2 separate regions of the Homo sapiens genome follow, and region 1 is linked to region 2. Evidence: chromatin loops called from intact Hi-C (ENCODE). Cell type or tissue: endothelial cell of umbilical vein. All regions are shown on one strand. Each heading gives the region's core, and the rest is flanking DNA. Links, peaks and the distances in the headings are about the cores only. Region 1 has its middle 20 kb from the start of CD93. Region 2 overlaps LINC03125 (long intergenic non-protein coding RNA 3125).

Evidence for each region. A loop is a pair of places that touch in the nucleus more often than their neighbours do. Peaks named below come from ENCODE experiments on the same cell type or tissue, not always from the same donor. Only the 100,000 strongest peaks of a DNase experiment are listed, where the experiment ranks them.
Region 1: a loop joins it to region 2, with 5 times the contacts of the local background. A loop is called at or near these places in 4 of 110 quality-filtered maps.

The regions. Positions count from the first base shown.
Region 1 is chr20:23,100,468-23,111,685 of GRCh38, reverse strand. No RefSeq gene overlaps it. Among named protein-coding and RNA genes, the nearest start is that of CD93, 20 kb to the right of the region's middle. In endothelial cell of umbilical vein, for the core only: a CTCF peak has its summit at 5,184; DNase peaks (open chromatin) are centred at 5,055 and 8,195; H3K27ac peaks cover 5,098 bases.
Region 2 is chr20:23,172,922-23,184,139 of GRCh38, reverse strand. LINC03125 (long intergenic non-protein coding RNA 3125) reads right to left here. Exons shown (of 6, transcript NR_199692.1): 3 at 5,368-5,430; 4 at 3,003-3,729. Among named protein-coding and RNA genes, the nearest start is that of LINC03125, 30 kb to the right of the region's middle. RefSeq lists a silencer at 4,434-4,728. In endothelial cell of umbilical vein, for the core only: a CTCF peak has its summit at 5,039; DNase peaks (open chromatin) are centred at 3,789 and 5,179; H3K27ac peaks cover 1,036 bases; H3K27me3 peaks cover 164 bases.

The sequences.
Region 1 (11,218 bases), core at 2,115-10,114, 73 kb after region 2:
GGTTCGCCCCGAGCTCAGAGCTCAGCTCACAGCCTGTCCTCACTGACCATGAGTCCCTCAAGCATCAGCACTTCTCGGTCCTTAGCCTGAGCAGCAGCCCGTGCAGGGCAGCTGGGAGAGCCAGGGCATAAAAGCTTCAGCCACCCTCTGTGGTGAGGGGCAGGAGGCAGCTGCTGGCAGGTCAGCTCTTGGACGTTTCACACCTGTCCTTTCGAGACTGTGCTCCAGCTCCCAACAGAGCACCAGTCTCGGGAAGCACCTGCCCTGTCTCCTCTCCCTTCCCCATCTCCCTTCCCCTGACCCCACCTCCCAAGTTAACCACCTGCCTCCAGGTCTTTGTCTCAGGGTCTGCTGTGGGATCTCAAACCATAACAAGGAGTGAAGCAAAAAGCTTCATGAATATCATTGCTGCTAAAACATCATGCATCTCTGGATCCAACTCTTGCTGGTCCCAAGCCTGACTTTGAGTAACCCTGTATATTGCAAACTACAGACATGCTCTCCAATTGCCTCAGGCTCTGAGCATTTATTGGAAAAACACAGGCACATTAACCTCCAGGTTAAGCACTTCTTAACCTGGAGGGCTCGCTAAAACCCAGCGTTCTCATTCAGTGGACGGAGTTTGTGATAAGTTGAATAATTTCCCCAAAAGGAGATGTTGCAGTCCTAACCCCCAGTGCTGTGCATGTGACCTTATTTGGAAAAAGGGTCTTTGCAGATGTAACTAAGTTCAAAGGCAGGCACATTCAGGATGGGCCCTAATCCAGTGTGACTGAGGTCCTCATAAGAAGAGAAAAGAGAGACACAAATGTAAACACATAACGGGGGCAGATGGCCATGGGAAGATAGAGACAGAGCTTGGAGTGATGTGGCCACAAGCCCAGGGACACCTGGGTTTCCAGGAGCTGAGAGGAGCAAGGAGGGCTCCTTCCCTAGAGGCTTCAGAGTGAGCGCAGACCTGCTGACACCTTGGTCTCAGACTTCTAGTCTCCAGAGCTGTCATTTTAAGCCACCCAGTTTGTGGTACTTTGTTTTGTCAGCCCCAGGACATTAATCCAGGGGTAGGAACTTTTCTTTCTTCCTTCCTTCCTTCCTTCCTTCCTTCCTTCCTTCCTTCCTTCCTTCTTTCTTTCTTCCTTTCTTCCTTTCTTTCTTTCCTTCTTTTGAGACGGAGCCTTGCTCTGTTGCCCAGGCTGCAGTGTAGTGGCAAGATCTCAGCTCCCAGCAACGTCTGCCTCCCAGATTCAAGAGATTTTCCAGCCTCAGCCTCCCTAGTAGCTGGGATTACAGGTGCGTGCCACCACGCCCAGCTAATTTTTGTATTTTTAGTAGAGACAGGGTTTCGCCACATTGGCCAGGCTGGTCTCAAACTCCTGACCTCAGGTGATCCACCCGCCTCGGGCTCTCAAAGTGTTGGGATTACAGGTGTGAGCCACTGTACCTGGCCGGAACTTTCATTTGTAACAAGATCCTCCATGCTGCAGATGCTACTATGGGGAGCTCACTTGGAGGACAGCTGGCCCAAGTCACGCCTGCCCCTCCCAGCCTGGCCCAAAACACACACGCACTTGGAGAGAGTCTGAACTCCACACCCACAGCCAGCCATCTCTTCAGCTTCCTCTCCACCAGACCCTCCTTCCCATGTGCCCTCCTGGGGTGTAAAGGGTCCTGGCACCCCTCTCCTCCATGGATTTGCGTATACCCATCACTCTGCCTATATCCCTCCATCCTGGTCTAGACAGCTCCAACTCCACAATTCATAGCAGATGCAATTTCCTACAGAACTTCAGAACAGTTTGGGTCAAGATTGTTTCAAATAAGTTCCTGGACACTTAAAATTAGCTTCACCTTCTGCTTCCCCCACCCCAGTGTTCAGTGGAAGGACTTGTTTATTATTGTACAGTCCTGGGGCGGTGGGCAGTGTCCTTGGTTTGAGCAGCATGGAGGACTTCAGCTTCCTCCCATATCTGGCCGAGCCCACCACACAACATATCGTGATTGCTAACAAATACCTTGGGCGTGTTGCCTGCCCCAGCAAGTCCCTCCAAGTCAGGAAAATGAAAAGCAGAGATTGCCATTGTTTAATGAACATAACTCAAATTTCCCATGGCCTGCCTGGACCTCAGGAGAGGGTCCAGTCTTTACTCAGCAGGTGGCCACAGAGCCTGAACTGACTGCATTCTACCACAAGCCACACTAAAGTTCAGTAAAGGGGAAAGCAGGGGGAGACGGCCCGGTTCCCACTGGACGCCAAAGCCAGGGCTGGAAACCATCGCATCCACCCTTTGGCTTCTCCTCTCTGGTGCGTGGTGCATTCTAAACCCACTGGAGGTCACAGCAAAAGCCTAGAAGCTTGTGAATTCTCAAGATGCTTTGGGGAAGTAAACACAAAGGAATTCAAAGTCCAGGGCACTGGGAGCCCATTTTCTCTCTCAAGGAGTGGGGCAGACGTTTGCCTGAGAACCTGCCCCAAGGGCCACATGTGGTCTCTGAGGTAGGTCAGTAAAGCACACCGGAGGAAGCCAGAAAAGGGGACTTTCAACCCCAGAGCCATCCTTGTGTGGCTGAACTCATGCCAGACATGGAACAAAACTGCTGACTTTGTAAGAAAGAGGTCCTCTTGCAACCTCTGGTCCCTGGATGTGCCAAGGTGCTGACCAGAGCTGCAAAACAGGCAAAGTCACCAAATTGCTCCAGGTCAGGAGCCCGCATGCAAGCTTCTAGTTACACCTTCCCATTTTCCTTCCAGTTTAGGAATTGTACTTTAATACAGAGATGTTTTTGGAACCAAAAAGTCATCCATAGTCTACTACCCAGAGAGGCTCACTGCAGGCAGGTCATCAGGTTTCTGCAAAGTTTTAGATATAGTTGAGGTTACTCTGAAGAGTTTCAGATCTTGGGTTTCTCCTACTTGAATGTTTAAAGATAAACATTGCCTTGTATATGCACAAACTCATTGCCAACATAATTTAATTGATGCATAACACATCATGTGTTTACATGACAGTTTACCTAATCATACTACTATTGTTGAATTGGTACAATACTCTACTTTGTTTCAATAATGGTTTCATGATATTAATGCAGAACACTGATTTTGTAATTAAGATGATTGTCTTAGAATGGACTCTCTTAAGAGCGAGGATCTGGAGAAAAACACACAGATTTTCCACCTGTGCACCTACGTGCACACACACCACACTCACACACACTTACACACACATACAACTTAGATTTTAGTTTGGCTTCTGTCGCTAACCGGATGTTTCAACATGGTCAAGTCACTTAACCTTTCTGGATCTGATTTCTTTGCATCTGTGAAACAAAAGGCCGAAGAAAAAGGCCTCCGGTTCCCTCCAGCTGGAGCATGGGATGATTGTTCCCAAAAAGATTCACGTGGCTCTTTCCAGGGTAAGCTTTAATAATGAGTGAGTCTATGTCTGCACCCAGGCTTGAGCATGTTTGAGTAGGCTCCTCTATCTAAACCATTTTTTTTTGTATGTATCCTTGGTGGAATCCATATATTAATGATTTATAAATGATTTTTCAGTTGGAAAATAACACAGCCACCAGCTTGTGTGCCCTGCCATGTGACGTTAGCAGGGTTGACTTCTTCTGGTTATTCCTCACATCAAGTATCAAGACTATGGGTGAGAGAAAGGTAGGTGGTTTTAAAATCACAACTGAAAAGCATGCAAACAAAACCCCTAACTCTATCACACTCTCCAGTGTAAGAGATCAACTTAGGCCTGGTCTGGTCTCTTAAAACCTCCCTTTCTCATAGACTTGGGAGTACCATCTAGGGATGGCAGGTATTCAGTTATCCAAAATTCCCCAAGCACCTTTCTTTAAACCAGGGAGAGAAACTAATAGTTTAAATCACAAATAATGTACAAGAGCTACAAAGTATGAGTGGGCTTTTTGGATGTGGATTTGTCAGTACTGATTTGTGGGAGCCTCACTGACCAGCTGCAGGGCAGGGAGCTCACAATCCAGTAACATTCGGCAGAGGTGGGGGATTTCCATGCTTCCGGGGATTTGGCATAACTCCTCCAAACTCTGGTCTCTAATCATCCACCACATGACCCCTGGGACCCTGACATCCAGTCTGGACTTGATTGTCTTCAGATTGTTCACCTGCAGCCAGTTCTGGGGCTGAAGGCTAGGGCTACCTTCCTTCCTGCAGCCCCATGGCGCCATGAACTCTCCAAGTTGCTTTGCTTTTTATCCCCAAGAGGCTGAGTCCCCCTAATAGCCATGTGCCTGCTGGAAACTGATGTAACCCACAAAAGCTTTTCCAAGTGATGGGTTATCACCAGGTCAAGGTGAGAAAAATGAGGTCTTTGGAGAGTCAATAAGTTTGCTCCAGGTCAAAGCAGATGATGTAGATGTGGACAATGCCGAGGCTGAGGGTGACTAACAGATCTTAACACACAGAGTGTTAAAAATCTGTTCACATCTTGCCATTTTTACTCTTATAGCATCAGTGAGCTAGAGCTTTAATACCTTAAACAAGTATATTTGAATACTGAGGCTCACAGCGGAAACAAGCTTCTTTCAAGATTTTAAAATTGCTACCAGCTTTGCGATAACACAGCATTCCCGATTCCTAATCTAGTTGTCTTTCTGAAAGTAGGTTTTAAACAAGTAATATTTGAGAAGAGGAAAGCAGCCTCATGCAGGATGGATGCAGCCCTAAGTTACTACAGTGCACGACCCCAAAGGTCAGCTTAGAGCAAAGCACTCAGGCTGGGCCATGCAGCCCCACTGCTCACATGGCAGGTCCTTCTGTGCGTGAAACTCTAAAGAGGCTCTGGGTCTATGAAACATGAATTTTTCTAGTTTCTCTCATGGGCTTTGCCAGCACCTCCCAGCACAGCCTTTGCTCGATTGTTCTTGTGGTCAGCAGTGCTCCACTGACAGCAGAATGGCAGGGCACCCAGCAAGGCGAAGCTGGCCCTGCAAAGAAGCCCAGAGACAGGAGCCGAGTGTGATATAAACAACAGCTGACAGGCAAGGCTGACACAATATCCTGGCTCTTGATTCTCATAGAATAAACAATTTGACAAACTTCCTGAAATCCGTGCCCTGCACCACACCAGCAGAAGAAAACATTGGACTTCCATATTAGGCTTGGAGCGTAGCTGGCCGGTTGAACTGAAATCCTCCATTCTACCTGCAGGGGTAGAACCAGTGATTGCCCAGCATCCCCTGACACTAACGTTTGAAGGTTTTATCATTCTATGCTTAGGCATTGTAACTAAGCACCAGGGTTAAACAGGGTTAACCCTGACTTCTTTTCATGCTACCCCTTCTCTGCCCAGATTTCCAGAGCTGGAGGCCTCACACCTGGTGGTGTACGGGAGCCGGCCTGGGCTGACTTAGGCTTGTTTGCAAGAGCAGATTGTGAAATTTCCAGGAATCTCACAAGCTGGTTCTTAAACACAGTCATTATTAAAAATAAACTTTGTAAACCTACAGGTAAGTAAATTATATTTTTTTAAAATAATAAATAGTAAAACCTGCATGCCTGATGATTTTTACTGCAACGTGTGCTCTTAAGGTTATCTGCATCTGTGGAGCCTCCTGTTCCGCGGCAGGCTGCTCACACCTCCTCCCTGCTCCATGCTCCACAACATCATGAGGAGACTGAAGCTGACCCTGGTGGAGGTATTTATACCACGGAAAGAGGCAAATGATACAAATGGGTTATTTTTTTTCCTGAAAAGCTGTAGTTAATAATTTGCTGGGCCCACTGCTCATAGGTCATTGCTATGCATTCTAGCAACCAGCACTGGGCTGGGTGCATGGAAGCCAGACATTCCCCAGATGTTCTCTTCCAGAGAAGCTCCTTGGAGTTTCTCTGAAATTTCTTACTGTGAAAGAACTTGCTGAGCATCTTTGAGGGCAATGCTAGCTGAGACACTTGGAGACCCACCTCCAGCAGAATGGTGACCACATTGGCTCTTTCCCCGGCCCCTGACTTCTTGCCCCACATTTCCGGACCTTCTGCTCCCGAGGTTGCGGCACAGGCAGTGTAGGGAAGTCAAAGAGCCTGGAGTTTGAATCTCACCTTGAGCACAGCCTTGGCACAAAAACTTGGTCTCTACATACCCCAGTCTCCTTGTCTGTAAATTGAGATGATCACAGGACCCTCTTCCCCGTGTTGTTATAAAGCTCAGGAAGCAGGAAAAGTCAATAACCAAATACATCGTTCCTGGTCCTACTCTTACCCTGGCATGGAGCCCTGGCTCTCCTCACAAGCACTTCCTCACCAGCCTGAGCCAGCCTCACCTGGCTTGCAGGGGTGTGACAGGCAGTGCTGGAGCCCAGTGGGTCCAGGGTCTATACACACTGCAGGGGCTTCAGGGTTGAGCAGGAGACAAGGGTCAACTGCAGGGCAGAATGGGTCCCTGAACCTGGCATCCATAGTGGACTTTGGCAGGCCTGGACAATATCACAGCCAAAAGTCACGGTCTGATCAGAAAACTGGAGGAGCAAAGTGTCAATCAAATGGTCCCACGGGCACTCCCGATGCCGGTTCCAGGCTGACAGGGCCACCTCCTGTGGTATCTGGAGCAAATCAGCACAGAGACCCTCTGTGTTAGTCAGAACTCTCAATGTTAACCAGCACATCCTCTTTCTTTATTCTTTCTCCACCCTCCACCCTCCTCCCCAGGACCCCGACCTCACCTCACAGTCGCCAACTCCCTTGGCCCACTCCTGTCTCTGGTAGTTTCTGTTCATCGAGGAGTGACAAGTCACCAGACATGGGAATCAGCACTCAGCGCATAAACCAAAGAAAACAGGAAAATTCAAAAACACCTTTTCACTTCAACAAAGCCTCCCTTTAGGCTGAACTGAGGTTTTGTGGAGGTGCACTGTTATTCTGCAGGCCATTATATAAAAGTCACAACAATTCAATGAACCACAAAGAGAAGAGAATTCTGTGCACAATCATTACTTGATTCTACACCAATACCATTACTCAGTGACTCCTCTTTCCATGTAATAAATGTCTAGTGCAGTCGGTCACTTAAGATTTCTTGAAGCAAGTTTGATTTCTCTACTAATTTCTAATTTCCTGCTACACCCCTTTCCCCTCCTTCCCTGAGAGAGACCCTCAATCGCTACTCTCGCATGCCAGACTCTGGCTACATTTTCTGGCATTACATCAATCAAACTTGGTTTTGGAGTTTTTAACTTGTCTGTGAGCTCCTTGAGGGCAAGGCTGTCTATTTTATCCCAAACCCGGTACCTAACCAGGTCTTCAGGCTGCCTGTCAGTGGTTTGGAGGGAATTGCATGCGGAGGACCTCTGAGGAGTTGTAAAGACATCATGACTCAGACATACAATGGTGAAGGCGCAAAACGTGCCCCAGTTACCTCTCCTCTCCCTTCTGCTGGGATGAAAGGCCCCTGGTGCTTGAGTGTCGGGGAGTCGATAACAACTTTGTGCAGGCCCCTCAGGGAACTCCCCTGGCTAAGAACAGTGGGGTGAGAGTGATGCCTGCAAAGCAACCTGCCTGGAGGGAAGCCTTTCAGAAAACTCAGATGGATCACAGGGAGTGGTGGGCCCTTCTCTGTCTCCCTCAAATCATGCACAACAAAATCCGGAAACCATCTAAATCTCATCAATAGCAGAATAGATTTGCAAAACCGTGGCATATTCACAAAGTGGAATACTCAGCAGTGAGATGAACAGCCTGCAACCACACACAATGCGGATGAATTGCCCAAAGACGCCAGATACAAAGAGCACACACCCTGCATGCATGGATGCTCAACAGCCCAACGTGACCATCGCTGCTGTCAGAGCGGGGAGTATGGAGCCTGGGGGAATGACCCGGGGGTCTAGGGAGCAGAGAATGTTCTGCTTCTTGATCTAGGAGCTGGTTATGTGATGGGTTCAGCTGGTGAAGATTCCCCCGGCTGCTGGGCATGACATATGCGAGGTAACCGGGCACAGAGGAAGTCACCTATCCCACCTTCACAGAAAGCATCTGCACACATTCCCTCCCCTACCCGCCAAGGAAAAATTCTCCAACTCCAACTCTTCTGAGTGGGAGTTGGCATCATTTATAGGAAAAAAAAAACCCTGAGCTGATGTCATATCTTTTCTTGTTATTTTAGCTTGCCTGTCATTATTTTTTGTTCTTTTAAATGAGCTCCTCCACTTTTTTTTTAAACTTCCTTCCTGGCATTTGAGTCATTTCCCAATGTCTTCGTGTGCTTTAGAGAAGGAACTTGGTAGCCAACATGGTCTGTGAGTTCTACTGTTTGTTTCTCCAGGAGTCTTCTATCCAGATGCAGGCAAGAGCTGGGCAGAAGGTTTTTTTATTTTTATTTTTATTTTTTGTTTTTATTTTTATTTTTTTATTTATTTTGAGACAGAGTTTCACTCTTGTTGCCCAGGCTGAGTGCAATGGTGCGATCTCGGCTCACCACAACCTCTGCCTCCTGGGATTAAGTGATTCTCCTGCCTCAGCCTCCCAGGTAGCTGGGATTACAGACATGTGCCATCACGCCCAGCTAATTTTTTGTATTTTTAGTAGAGATAGGGTTTCTCCATGTTGGTCAGGCTGGTCTCAAACTCCCGACCTCAGGTGATCCACCCGTCTTGGCCTCCCAAAGTGCTGGGATTACAGGCGTGAGCCACTGCTCCCGGCCTGGGCAGAAGGTTTTGAAGAAATAAGGCATGAGAACAATGGCTCGATTTTGCCTTAAGGCAAGACTGTGAAAGATCACCTTTACTAAAATCCCTAAGGCAGATAAAGATCCCATTGTCTAGTGGTGAGAGCTCACTGTCACACAACCCAGGGAAGGCGCTTTCAATCGGCCCCTGATTTTCCAGCAACACTGGGCAGGAGTGAGTGCTCTGTTAGGAACATAGCTAGGCCAGCCCTGGGTTTCTTGCTCCATGAAGTGTTTTCCTTTCCTGGTGCACAGTCTTGAACATTGACCTGGGCAGATTCAGGGTGAATTAACATACCCTTAGCTGGCATGAGGGGGAGAAAGACCCAGACACCTTCACCGTTGACATCAATACTGAGGGCTAAAACATCTCACCCCATTTTTAGCTTATTCCCATCTGGCTCTAAGGACCCCTGACAGGGCCAGTGTGGGTATCCAAGCTGGTCTTCAGCACCCTTCCCAGAACCCCAGGCTCTTATCCGGCCCTCAGCTGCCCCATGCTTCCCTTCAGTTAGAGAGGTCCACCTCTGAACCTGCTAAGAGGTATCCATGCACCCTCAGTGGTGGCTGGGGCCAACAAGCCCCGCAAACTACAAAAACATCATATAAAATAATGGGAGGGGTGGGCAAACTGCAGCATGTGGACCAAACCAGCCTGCGGCCTGTTTCTGTAAAGAAGGTCTTATTGGAACACAGCCATGCCCATTGCTGTACATATTGTCTATGGCTGCTTTTAAGCCTCAAAGATGGACTTAAATAGTTGCAACAGAGACCAGTGGCCTGCCAAGCTGAGAATATTTAGTGTATAGGCTCTTACAGGAAGTGCTGCAGATCCCTGATGTTATGATGGTAATGGTGTTCCTTTGCTTCTGTAGTGTGTTACATTTTAACAGAACTTTCTGGAGACAGCGCCTGCAGAGGACTGGCTATTGTGTTGACAGTTCCAGCATCTTCTTAGGATGGTAGAGGCTATAGTGCCCACTGCACCATCAAAGCCCTGCTGGATGGCTTCCTGCACCTTCTTGGCACAAAGCTTGTCCCCACCCCTCCCAGGGCCTGCAGCTCTGGCCCCACTGAACACCTCAGCTTTGCGGGGCTGGGCAATGAGCACTGGCCTTTGGTTCATGAGATCCAGGTGGATGCTGGTGGCCCTTTGGACGGGTGTGACTTCCCTGCAGCGAACAGGTGACAAAGCCACTTGCATCTAGTTCTTATGCAATGTATAAGTAAACTTCTGCCCTGAGAATCTCTCCTGTTTTTTTTTAATAAAACATTTTATTTTGAGATATTTGCAGATTCACATACAACTTATGAGAAATAATACAGAAAGATTCCATGTACCCTTTACCCAGTTTTACCTGTGATAGTACCTTGTAAAGCTATGGAACACTATCACCACTAGGAGACTGACCCTGTCGCAGAGCACGGCACATGTCTGTCACCATGAAGATGACTCCTGCTGTCCTTTTTTAACCACACTCACTTGCCCCCTGACTCCACCCCACCTTAACCCCTGACAACTATTAGTCTGTTCTCCATTGAAAGAATTGATAGAATATCATTTTAAGATTATTGCATAAATGGAAGCATACAACATGAACCTCTGGTTATGGCTGCCCCACTCAGCATAATTCTCTGGAGACGCATCCAGGTAGATGTGTGGATCAATCTATTACTTTGTATTACTGAGTAGTATTTCAGAGTATGGATGAGCCACTTTCAACCATTTACCTGTGGAAGGATAATTGGGTTGCTTCTAGGTTTTGGCTATTGTGAATACAGTTGTCATAGACACTCATGCACAGATGTTTGCATGAACATGGAATTAATACAGCAAAGCCTGACCAAGAGAGGGCAAAGGACTTTGGCTGCAGATTCCCGTTTCTGTCAGGCTCCATTTCTGGAGGCACATCAGGTCAAAAAGGAACATAAACTCCTTCAGTGGATGCTCCTCCTCATGTCCCTACTCTTTCTACTCCAGGTATAAGTTAGGGTCCTAGCTCCTCCATCACTCCTGGCTCCTCCCTCATCACTCCTAGCTCCCCCATCACTACTGGCTCCCCATCACTCCTGGCTCCTCCCTCATCACTCCTGGTTCCCCCAACACTCCTGGCTCCTCCCCCATCACTCCTGGCTCCTCCCCCATCACTTCTGGCTCCCCCATCACTACTGGCTCCCCATCACTCCTGGCTCCTTGTTCACTCATGGCTCTTTCAACCCTCCTTGCTTCTTCAACATCAGTCTTCCAGGTTTGAGCTTGGCAAGGCATCAGCTTGCCTAACAGCTGAGAAAACTGCCGTTACTCATCTCACATGAAACTGTGGAAGGACCTGTCTTGCAGGTTGGTAAGAGGATTAAGGGGACAGGGTAAGGGAAAGCGTTTAGAACTCCTAGTTCCCATACATGCCCATACATGCATGCTTTGCTCAGAATGCTTTGGGCTCAGCCCAAGGCCCTGTACTCCACAGTACACAGAGATCCAGGGAAATGCAAGCTGACAGGAAAGCAGCCTCCGTGAAAGATGC
Region 2 (11,218 bases), core at 1,214-9,213:
TGAAGGAGAAATCAAATCCTTTACAGACAAGCAAATGTTGAGAGATTTTGTTACCACCAGGCCTGCTTTACAAGAGCTCCTGAAGGAAGCACTAAACATGGAAAGAAACAACTGGTACCAGCCACTGCAAAAACATGCCATATTGTAAAGACCATCGATGCTAGAAAGAAACTGCATCAATTAACGGGCAAAATAACCAGCCAACTTCATAATGACAGGATCAAATTCACACATAACAATATTAACCTGAAATGTAAATAGGTAGTATGCCCCAATTAAAAGACACAGACTGGCAAATTGTATAGAGTCAAGACCCATCAGTGTGCTGTATTCAGGAAACCCATCTCACGTGCAAAGACACACATAGGCTCAAAATAAAGGGATGGAGGAAGAGCTACCAAGCAAATAGAAAGCAAAAAAAAGCAGAGGTTGCAATGCTACTCTCTGATAAAACAGACTTTAAACCAACAAAGATCAAAAGAGACAAGGCCATTACATAATGGTAAAGGGATATATTCAACAAGAAGAGCTAACTATCCTAAATATATATCCAGTGAATACAGGAGCACCCAGATTCATAAAGCAAGTCCTTAGAGACCTACAAAGAGACTTAGACTCCCACACAATAATAATGGGAGACTTTAACACCCCACTGTCAACATTAGACAGATCAACGAGACAGAAGGTTAACAAGGATATCCAGGACTTGAACTCAGCTCTGCACCAAGCAGACCTAATAGACATCTACAGAACTCTCCACCCCAAATCAACAAAATATACATTCTTCCCAGTGCCACATCACACTTATTGTAAAATTGACCACATTTTAAAGTAAAGCATGCCTCAATAAATGTAAAAGAACAGAAATCACAACAAACTGTCTCTCAGACCACAGTGCAATCAAATTAGAACTCAGGATTAAGAAACTCACTCAAAAACACACAACTACATGGAAACTGAACAACTTACTCCTGAATGACTACTGGGTAAATAACAAAATGAACAACTTCAGCAAAGTCTCAGGATACAAAATCAATGTGCAAAAATCACAAGCATTCCTATACACTGATAACAGACAAACAGAGAGCCAAATAATGAGTGAACTCCCACTCACAATTGCTACAAGGAGAGTAAAATACCTAGGAATCCAACTTACAAGGGGTGTGAAGTTGGAGAACTACAAACCACTGTTCAACAAAATAAAAGAGGACACAAACAAATGGAAGACCATTCCATGCTCGTGGATAGGAAGAATCAATATTGTGAAAAAGGCCTTACTGCCCAAGGTAATTTATAGATTCAATGCCATCCCTGTCAAGCTACCAATGACTTTCTTCACAGAATTGGAAAAAACTACTTTAAAGTTCATATGGAACCAAAAAAGAGCCCACATTGCCAAGACAATCCTAAGCAAAAATAACAAAGCTGGAGGCATCAAGCTACCTGACTTCAAACTATACTACAAGGCTACAGTAACCAAAACAGCATGGTACTGGTACCAAAACAGATATATAGACCAATGGAACAGAACGGAGCCCTTAGAAATAACGCCACATATCTCCAACCATCTGATTTTTGACAAACCTGACAAAAACAAGAAATAGGGAAAGGATTCCCTATGTAATAAATGGTGCTGGGAAAACTGGCTAGCCATATACAGAAAGCTGAAACTGGATCCTTTCCTTACACCTTATACAAAAATTAATTCAAGATGGATTAAAGACTTAAATGTTAGGCCTAAAACCATCAAAACCCTAGAAGAAAAGCTAGGCAATACCATTCAGGACACAGGCATGGGCAAGGACTTCATGACTAAAACACCAAAAGCAATGGCAACAAAAGCCAAAATAGACAAGTGGGATCTAATTAAACGAAATAGCTTCTGCAAGGCAAAAGAAACTTCCATCAGAGTGAACAGGCAACCTACAGAATGGGAGAAAATTTTTGCAATCTACCCATCTGACAAAGGGCTAATATCCAGAATCTACAAATAACTCAATCAATTTTACAAGAAAAAAACAAACAACCCCATCAAAAAGTAGGCAAAGGATATGAACAGACACTTCTCAAAAGAAGACATCTATGCAGCCAACAGACACATGAAAAAATGCTCATCGTCACTGGTCATCAGAGAAATACAAATCAAAACCACAATGAGATACTATCTCATGCCAGTTAGAATGGCAGTCATTAAAAAGTCAGGAAACTACAGATACTGGAGAGGATGTGGAGAAATAGGAACACTTTTACACTGTTAGTGGGAGTGTAAATTAGTTCAACCATTGTGGAGGACACTGTGGCAATTCCTCAAGGATCTAGAACTAGAAATACCATTTGACCCAGCCATCCCATTACTGGGTATATACCCAAAGGATTATAAATCATGCTACTATAAAGACACATTCACATGTATGTTTATTGTGGCACTATTCACAATAGCAAAGAGCTGGAACCAACCCAAATGTTCATCAATGATACTGGATTAAGAAAATGTGGTACATATACACCATGGAATACTATGCAGCCATAAAAAGTATGAGTTCATGTCCTTTGTAGGGACATGGATGAAGCTGGAAACCATCATTCTCAGCAAACTATCACAAGGACAGAAAACCAAACACCGCATGTTCTCACCTACAGGTGGGAATTTAACAATGAGATCACTTGGACACAGGGTGGGGAACATCACACACCAGGGCCTGTCAGGGGTTTGGGGGCTGGGGGAAGGATAGCATTAGGAGAAATACCAAATGTAAATGACGAGTTGATGGGTGCAGCAAACCAACATGGCACATGCATACCTATGTATCAAACCTGTACGTTGTGCACATGTACCCTAGAACTTAAAGTATAATAATATTAAAAAAAGAAAGTCTTTGGGGATGAAAAAAATTCTAGGCCCTCAACCAACACATCTTCCCACCTTCTGGCAAGGAGGGGACAGAAGGGCTAATTCCCAGTGTCTCTTTGCTGCAGTGGGGCCTGGGTCACAGTGAGGATACCGGAGCTCAGGAGCAGGAGGCAGGTGCATGGCCTCCACCTTGCAGAGGGGATCGCATGTTGGCCCAGTCTTCCTAGATAGGCCCAAGGCTTCTAGCAATCTTCCCAGTGCTGAGTTGAGCACTGTCTGCCTGACCTCAGGTACAATCCTGGTTTCTTTTTCTTTCTTTTTTTCTTTAACAACAACACTTGGTGAATGCTCGCCCGCCTCTAGGGTTAGGGAAAGAATGCTCCCTCCCATCATCTGTCTGCAGCTGCTGTGACTGTCCCCAGCCATGGGGAGGGCCTCCTTCTCTAGAACAGTGAAGGCGTCCTCAGGCAACCTCAGGGAAGGGGAGGGGCTGACCTGGGCCCCAGTGTCCCATCAGCTGCCTGGAGTTCTTCAGGTTCCAAGGAGAGGCTGGGCTGGGTCTCCTGGGCAGGCCTCCTGGGTGGCTGTCAGCTGGACAGTCCTCCACCCCTCACCCAGCACAGCGATGGAGCCTCAGCACGCAGTGTGTGGTCCAGGATTCGGAGCAATAGACTGAGGAAGGGGGCTGGGCGGGGAGAGAACGTCACTTCCTGAGTCCCACGCACCATCCACTCAGCAGCTGCTGAGGCCCGTGGCTCACCTTTGACCCTCACTGTGACCTGGCTGATCTTTCGGAAAGGTTGGTCCAGGCAGCTGGCAATATCCAGGAAGTGGGCTCTGGGGACAGCAACTGCAGAGATGCTTACATGCTGTTTTATCTAGAAAGCAAAGAATAACATTAGAAAAATAAAGTAGATTTCCTGCTCTTAGCTGATTATAACTCCTATTACTGTGCTTTCAGCAGGGCCACCCTCAGACTCAGGCCCTGCTCATCTCCAGCTAGAGTTCCCTATGTCCCAGCAGGGAGGCTGCACAGCTCACAAATGCCCTGTCTCTCTCCTTGGGGTTGTTTCCCAGAACCTCTGCTCTTCCTGCTCTGGGAGGGATGACTCAATGAGGACAGCTTTTGGTATTTGCAGCGGCAGACTGAACCCCAGCCACCATCCTTGAGCTCTTGTTTGTGTCATAAAGGGTGCTCCACATGCTCTCAGAGAGGTCTGGGCTCATGGCAACTGTCCAACAGCAGCCCAGGTCAAAGCATAGATGTGGTGCAAAACCCACCTGCAGGTGAGGATGGTGCTGGGAGAGCCTTCCTGGAAGACTTGATGGCAGAGCTGGGGTTTTGAGGGATGAATAGGAGTTTACTGGGGTGGAGGTGAGCATGGGAGGGGAGAAGGAAGACATTACAGGCAGGCCATAGAACATGTTCAGTGACACAAGACAGGCCATTGTGTTGAGGAAATGGAGCCATAGGAGGGTGTTTCATAAAACAGTAGATGGGTCTGAGCAGAATACACTCAGGACAGTGTCTTCCCTTTTTCTAGGAATGCCCTCCTCAGCCCACCATTCAGATAACAGGTTCTTCCTGTTATCTTCCTCTCTTCCCAGCCACTGTATTGTTTGTCAGTTTGAGCTCCTCTACCTGTCCTGATCAGGTAAATTTACTTATCAGCATAACCAAATCCTTCTTACATTTTACACCGTGGACTTCGAATCAGCCAATGCTTGCTGGGGGTGTCAAGACCTCTTATATGAGTTATTTCACCAGATTCTCAAGTTTGTCTATCCATGAGAAATGAGTTTGTGAGAAAATGGAGGCTCAAATATATGACTTGTTTAAAGCTAGATAGCCAGGAAGTAGAGAAGCTTGGTCTTGCAACCTGACTCTTGGATAAAGTCTAACATTTTCTCACCATGCATACCTACAGCTATTTTAGTGTCAACAGAAGGTCACTGTAAATGGGGAGAAATTTGCCACAGTACCTGCAAGTGAGGCCAGTCCTGCAAGTCCAAGTTCAAAGAGCTGAGACAGTGGTGGCCACAGCTGATATTTTTTGAATGCCATCACTGTGTGTGTGCGTTCTATAATTTACTCCTCATAATCCAATGATGTGATGTGTCTTTATTTCCCCTCTCCAGGTGGAAACACAAGGTTATCTGAGGGAAGCAACTTCATGGGCTTTGCCATGCCTGCCCCAGCACAGGAGGGCAGTGCTGAGCTAAGGGCTCTCCCCCACTGCCCCTGCAGGATCCAGACACCCAGCAGCTTGCTAGATAAGCAGGCAGATAAGCAACTGGATCCTGCCATTGTTTCCCTTAGCGGAGGAAGAGGAAGACGGACAGCCCACAGCCCCTCTGCCTGCCAACAGTGCTGCCTTCTTCAACATTCAGCCCAAAGCAAGCAGTCTAGATTTGCTCTGGCTGGGAGAAAAAATAAACACAGAAACTGTGAACCGATATGTTAGGTTGCTAAGGAAAGAGCTGCTTACAGCTTGGGGAGCTGAAAGGACACTCACTTTTTGTCTCATCTTTTAACTCTTTCTTCTTCAGCATCATTAAGGGTGCTCCTGGGATCACTGCTAGGAAGGGACGAGAAAGACACAGAGCAATGTAGAGGGAGTGGCAGGCTGTGATGCTGACTCTGCTGAGACCCCTTCCCATTCTATGGGGACTTTGAAGGCTGAGACAACCCTTCAGAGTTGTCTTGGAGGGACAAGGGGCCCAGACCCTCATGGGCCACATTGAGCAGTCTGTGGATGCCATCCCCAGAAGAAGGCGTAACTTTGGATGGGGGCTCTCTCCAGGCCAGGCAATCATGGAGGAACTGACCATGCAGCTGAGGGCTCTGGAGCTGGGGCTATGCTCTTCATTCCTGAAGGGGGTTTGAGGGATGCATCAGTTACAGGGTCCTCTGCACACCTCCCCTGATATCTCGACATCTCTTAAGGTTTGAGTCATGTCTATTAGGAATTGGAAGCTCTCTGCTTCTCTGCAGATGCCCTGGTGGCCTCCCTAGACATCGTTCTTTGGTAGCATCACCACCTTTGTCCACCCAGGGTCACAGAATTTTGCACGGAAGCTCCACTGGCTGAAATTCTCCAGGATGACTGTGTGCCTGATCCCACTGGGGAAGCAGAGGTGGATGGGTCAGGCAGCAGCAACCAGTCAAGGTAGGAGGAGTTGCTTCTGGTCTGGTCCAATTAGTAGAACTGGACAGTGCCTTTTGCAGTGTCCAGACAGAAGTACCTAAGGTTCTGTTTGGCCCCAGGCAGGGATGGGAGCATGATGCACCACATGGCATATGGTTCCATGGGCAGTTCTCAGGCATGAGCACTGGTTACCACTGAGTTGAAGCTTTTCTGGCATCTATCTTTGGTCCTAGGAGCATCCTGTGGGCGTAAAGGGAAGTCTGGTCCATTTTTGGGGCAAGCCTTTTTTAAGACTACCATAATAGTCTTCAGATACACAAATACTGAATCTCTGATTCCATCTTGTTCTGTCGTCAGAATCTATAAAGTGGGAGTATGCTATAGTAAGGAAGAGGAGAGGGGAGTTGGAAAGATAACTAAGGACTTATTGGATACCATTTGGATTCTTTTCTCTCAAAATGTGATGAAAACGGCTTTGTTTTTGTTTTCTTTCTTTCTCTTCTTTTCCTTGTTATTCACATATAATGTACATACATAAAGTGTGCAAATTAATAGATCTATAGATCACTTTGTGTGTATTGCCATCTCAACAATATTAAGTCTTCCAATCCATGAACATGGGATGTCTTTCATTTGTTTAGGTATTCTTCAATTTATTTCAGTAAAGTTTTCTAGTTTTCAGTGTACAAGTGTTGCTCCTCTTGGTTAAATTTATTACTAAGCATACTATTTTTTGATACTATAGTAAATTGCATTGTTTCTAAATTTTCATTTCAGGTTATTTATTAATAATGTGTAGAAATAAAACTTTTTTGTTGATTTGGTATTCTGCAACTTTGCTGAATGCTTTTATTAGCTTTAATAGTTTTTTAATGGCTTCTTTGGTATTTTTCTATTTATCAGATTATTTTACCTGTGAATAGAAATGATTTACTTTTTGTTTTTTAATCTGAATGCTGTTGTGAGCTGAATTGTATTCCTCCAAATTCATATTCCTCCAGCACTTCAGAATGTGATTATATTTGAAAACAGATCCTTTAAAGAGGTAAAATGATGCTATATGGGTGGATCCTAATCTAATCTGACTGGTGTCCTTGTAAGAAGAGAAAATTTGAACACACAAGGAGACACCCGGGGTGCACATGCACAGGAGATGACCATGTGAAAAGACAGAAATAAGGTAGTAATCTGCAAGCCAAGGAGAGAGGCCTCAACCTCAAGAGAAACCAACCCTGATGACACATTGATCTTGTACTTCTGGCCTCCAGAACTATGAGAAAATAAATGTTTGTTATTTAAGCCACCCAGTCTTTGCTACTTCGTTGCTGAACAAACTAGCTAAACTAATACAGATACCCTTGTTTTATTTTTGAATAATAACAACAACACTCCAGGAAATTGTGCATTGTCTATTTTGTGCCCCAGGGACCCAAGCCAAGTAACAGAGGACTTTGAAGATATTGTGAAAAAATGGAATTAAAGATAAACATTTATTTCTCAACATAAGCAAGATGAAGAAACTTTTGAAACCAGTGATAAAACCTGTTCAGTCCATCCCTAAAAAAACTGAGGGTCCTGGGAATTTAACCACGTTAATCAGGTTTTTTAAACATTATTCACTGAAAAAAATGAGTGCCCTTTAAAGATTTTTTAATATTAGAGAGAAAAAGACGTAATAAGGAGCCAAACCAGGGCTGTGAGGTGAATGCCTAATGATTTCCCACTGAAAGTGTGGAAATTGCCCTTGTTTAATGAGAGAAATGAGTAGGGGCATTGTCGTGGTGGACAAAGGCTCTCTCATGAAGTTTTTTAAGGCATTTTTCTGCTAAAGCTTTGGCTAATTTTCTCAAAATACTCTTATAATAAGTAGATGTTATAATTCTCTGGCCCTCCAGAAAGTCAACAAGCAAAATGCCTTGAGCATCTCAAAAACTATTGCCACGACCTTTGCTCTCCATTGGTCCACTTTTGCTTTGACTGGATCCTCACCATCTCTTGGTAGCCTTTGCTTTGATTGTGATTTATCTTCAAGATTGTACTGGTAGAGCCATATTTCATCTCCTGTAATAACCCTTTGAAGAAATGCTTCAGGATGGAGATACCATTTGATTAAAATTTCCGTGAAAAGTTCTGTTCTTGTCTGCCGCTGATCTGGGAGCAAGAGTTTTGGCACCCATCGAGTAGAAAATTTACTCAACTTTAATTTTTCAGTCAGAATTGTGTAAGCTAAACTAATTGAGGTGTCTAATATGTTGACTATTTTTGTGCAGTTAATCATTGGTCCTTTTCAATTAGGACATGAACAAGATGAATATTTTTCTCGCAAATTAATGTTGGATGCTCTACTGTCATGGGCTTCATTTTCAGCATTGTCTCATCTGTTCTTAAATGAGTTATCCATTTGCAAACTGCTGATTTCTTTGGGTCATTGTCCCCATGAAATTTTCACAAAGCATCAATGTTTCACCATTCTTCCACTCAAGCTTCACCATAAATTTGATGTGTTTTGGGTCTTTTCTGCTCAGAGACCCTTCTCTCTCTATATAGAGAGCTGTTCCTCTTTCTCTTCTCTTCTGCCTATTAAACTTCTGCTCCTAAACTCCTCGTATGTGTCTATCTCCTAAATTTTCCTGGTGGACAATGATGAACCCCAGAGTATATCCCCCAGACAATGCAGCTGCTTCATATTGGGGACCTCATCTGGGATATCACGGTACAACATTAATCAAAACATGATAAAAGTTACAGGTATCAACTTCTGGACACATCATACTCGAGTCAAACCTAGAAAGCTGATAGAGCAACCTTTGACAGCCCGGATAAACGTCCTGGATACCAATGTGAAGAAATAGGAGATCTTAAGGTGAAAATCATAAAGGATAAATAAATGAGCAAGGGCTGCTCATCCTACTCAGTCCTACTTTTACTTTCCGTCATTTCTACTTTTCCCCTCTAGATGTACTGCCAGATATTAAAACTTACTTTTGATGCATATTTGCAGGAAGGTTTTAATTATCCATGGGATTGCATTTGTAACTTCATAGACCTCCAAAAGGGAAATGTTATATCTTGGCAATTTAGATGAAAATTATCTACTACACCACACTTGCAGGAATTGCGATACTCACTCTATTTGCAATGAGACAAAAGCTGTAACACCTTCTAACTGGAATATCAGACAGAGAGTTTCCATTGCTATAGTATTTTGCTTAATTATTATCCTTACAGCAGAAATAATAGTTACCAACAAAAAGGAAGCATGAAAGTTTTACTATCACTGAGCCCGCAAGGACTTTTTATTGGGTTTGGTAATATGTCATATCCTGGCTATGAAAAGAAGGTTGTAAGGGAAAGAGATTTTATATAAGAAAGGATCTTGGGTGGTAAATACTTGTCTAAAAGAAAATAGTTCGTTGTTTAAAAGAGATGTTTAGGACAAGTCAGAAAGTTTAAGCATGTTGTAGATAGTTTGTGGAAATCTTGAAAAAATTATAAGGATGGATGGTAAATACTTGCCCTAAAAAGAATGGTTGATTGTTTAAAAAGAAGAATATTCAGGACAAGCCAGAAAGTTTTAGCATGTCATAGGTGGTTTGTGGAGGCCATGAAGGAATTAATTGCAGGAAAGATTTAGCTAAGATTAACACTAAAATTACACTAGCCACTCAATTACATATTTCTCCCAATCATATTGCAAGTTATAAAAGATTGCCTTGACCTGAAATTATTCCCTAATGGCAAATCAAGGGGAGAATATATGCTTTTCTCAAATAAAAAAATGTTAAAAAGATAAATAAAATTGATAGACCATCAGCAAGATTAACCAAGAAGAGAGAACATTCAAATAACCTCAATAAGAAACGAAATGAGAGATATTACAACTGATACCACAGAAATACAAAAGATCATTCAAAGCTACTATGAACACCTTTACACACATAAACTAGAAAAACTGGAAGAGATGTATAAATTCCTGGAAAAATACAACCCTCCTAGCTTAAATCAGGAAGAATTAGATACCCTTATCCGACCATTTACAAGCAGCAAGATTGAAATGGTAATTAAAAAATTACCAACACATAAAAATTCAGGACCAGATGGATTTACAGCAGAAATCTACCAGACATTCAAAGAAGAATTGATATCAATCCTTTTGACACTATTCCACAAGATAAAGAGGGAACCCCCAAATTAATTCTATGAATCCAGCATCACCCTAATATCAAAACCAAGAAAAGACATAACCAAAAAAGAAAACTAGTTTTGGGTTGATGAACATGGATGCTAAAATCTTTATCAAAATACTAGCTAACCAAATCCAACAACATATCCAAAAGATAATCCACAATCGTCAAGTGAGTTTCATACCAGGGATGCAGATATGGCTTAACATATGCAAGTCAATAAATGTGATACGCCACATAAACAGAATTAAAAACAATAATCACATGATCATCTCAATAGATGCAGAAAAGACATTTGACAAAATCTAGCATCCCTTTATGATTAAAACCTCAGCAAAACTGGCATACGAGGGACACACCTCAATGTAATAAAAGCCATCTATGACAAACCCAAAGGCAAAATCATACTGAAAGGGGAAGAGTTGAAAGCATTCCCTCTGAAAACTAGAACAGACAAGAATGCCCACTCTCACTCCTCCTCTTCAACATAGTACTGGAAGTCCTAACCAGAGCAATCAGACAAGAGAAAGAAGTAAAGGGCATCCAAATCGGTAAAGAAGAAGTCAAACTGTCACTGTTTTATGACGATATGATCGTTTACCTTGAAAACCCTAAAGACTCCTCCAGAAAGCCCCTAGAACTGATAAAAAGAATTCAGCAAAGTTTAGGATACAAGATTAATGTAAACAAATCAGTAGATCTTATATACACCAACAGTGACAAAGCAGAGAATCAAATCAAGAAATCAATCCCTTTTACAATAGCTGAAAAAAAACACAAAAACCTTAGGAATATACCTAACCAAGGAGGTGAAAGACCTCTACAAGGAAAACTAGAAAACACTGCTAAAAAAAATCAAGGATGACACAAACAAATGGAAACACATTCCATGCTCATGGATGGGTAGAATCAATATTTTGAAAATGACCACACTGCCAAAAGTAATTTACAAATTAAGTACTATACCCCTCAAAATACCACTATCATTCTTCACAGAATTAGAAAAAACAATTCTAAAATTCATATGGAACCAA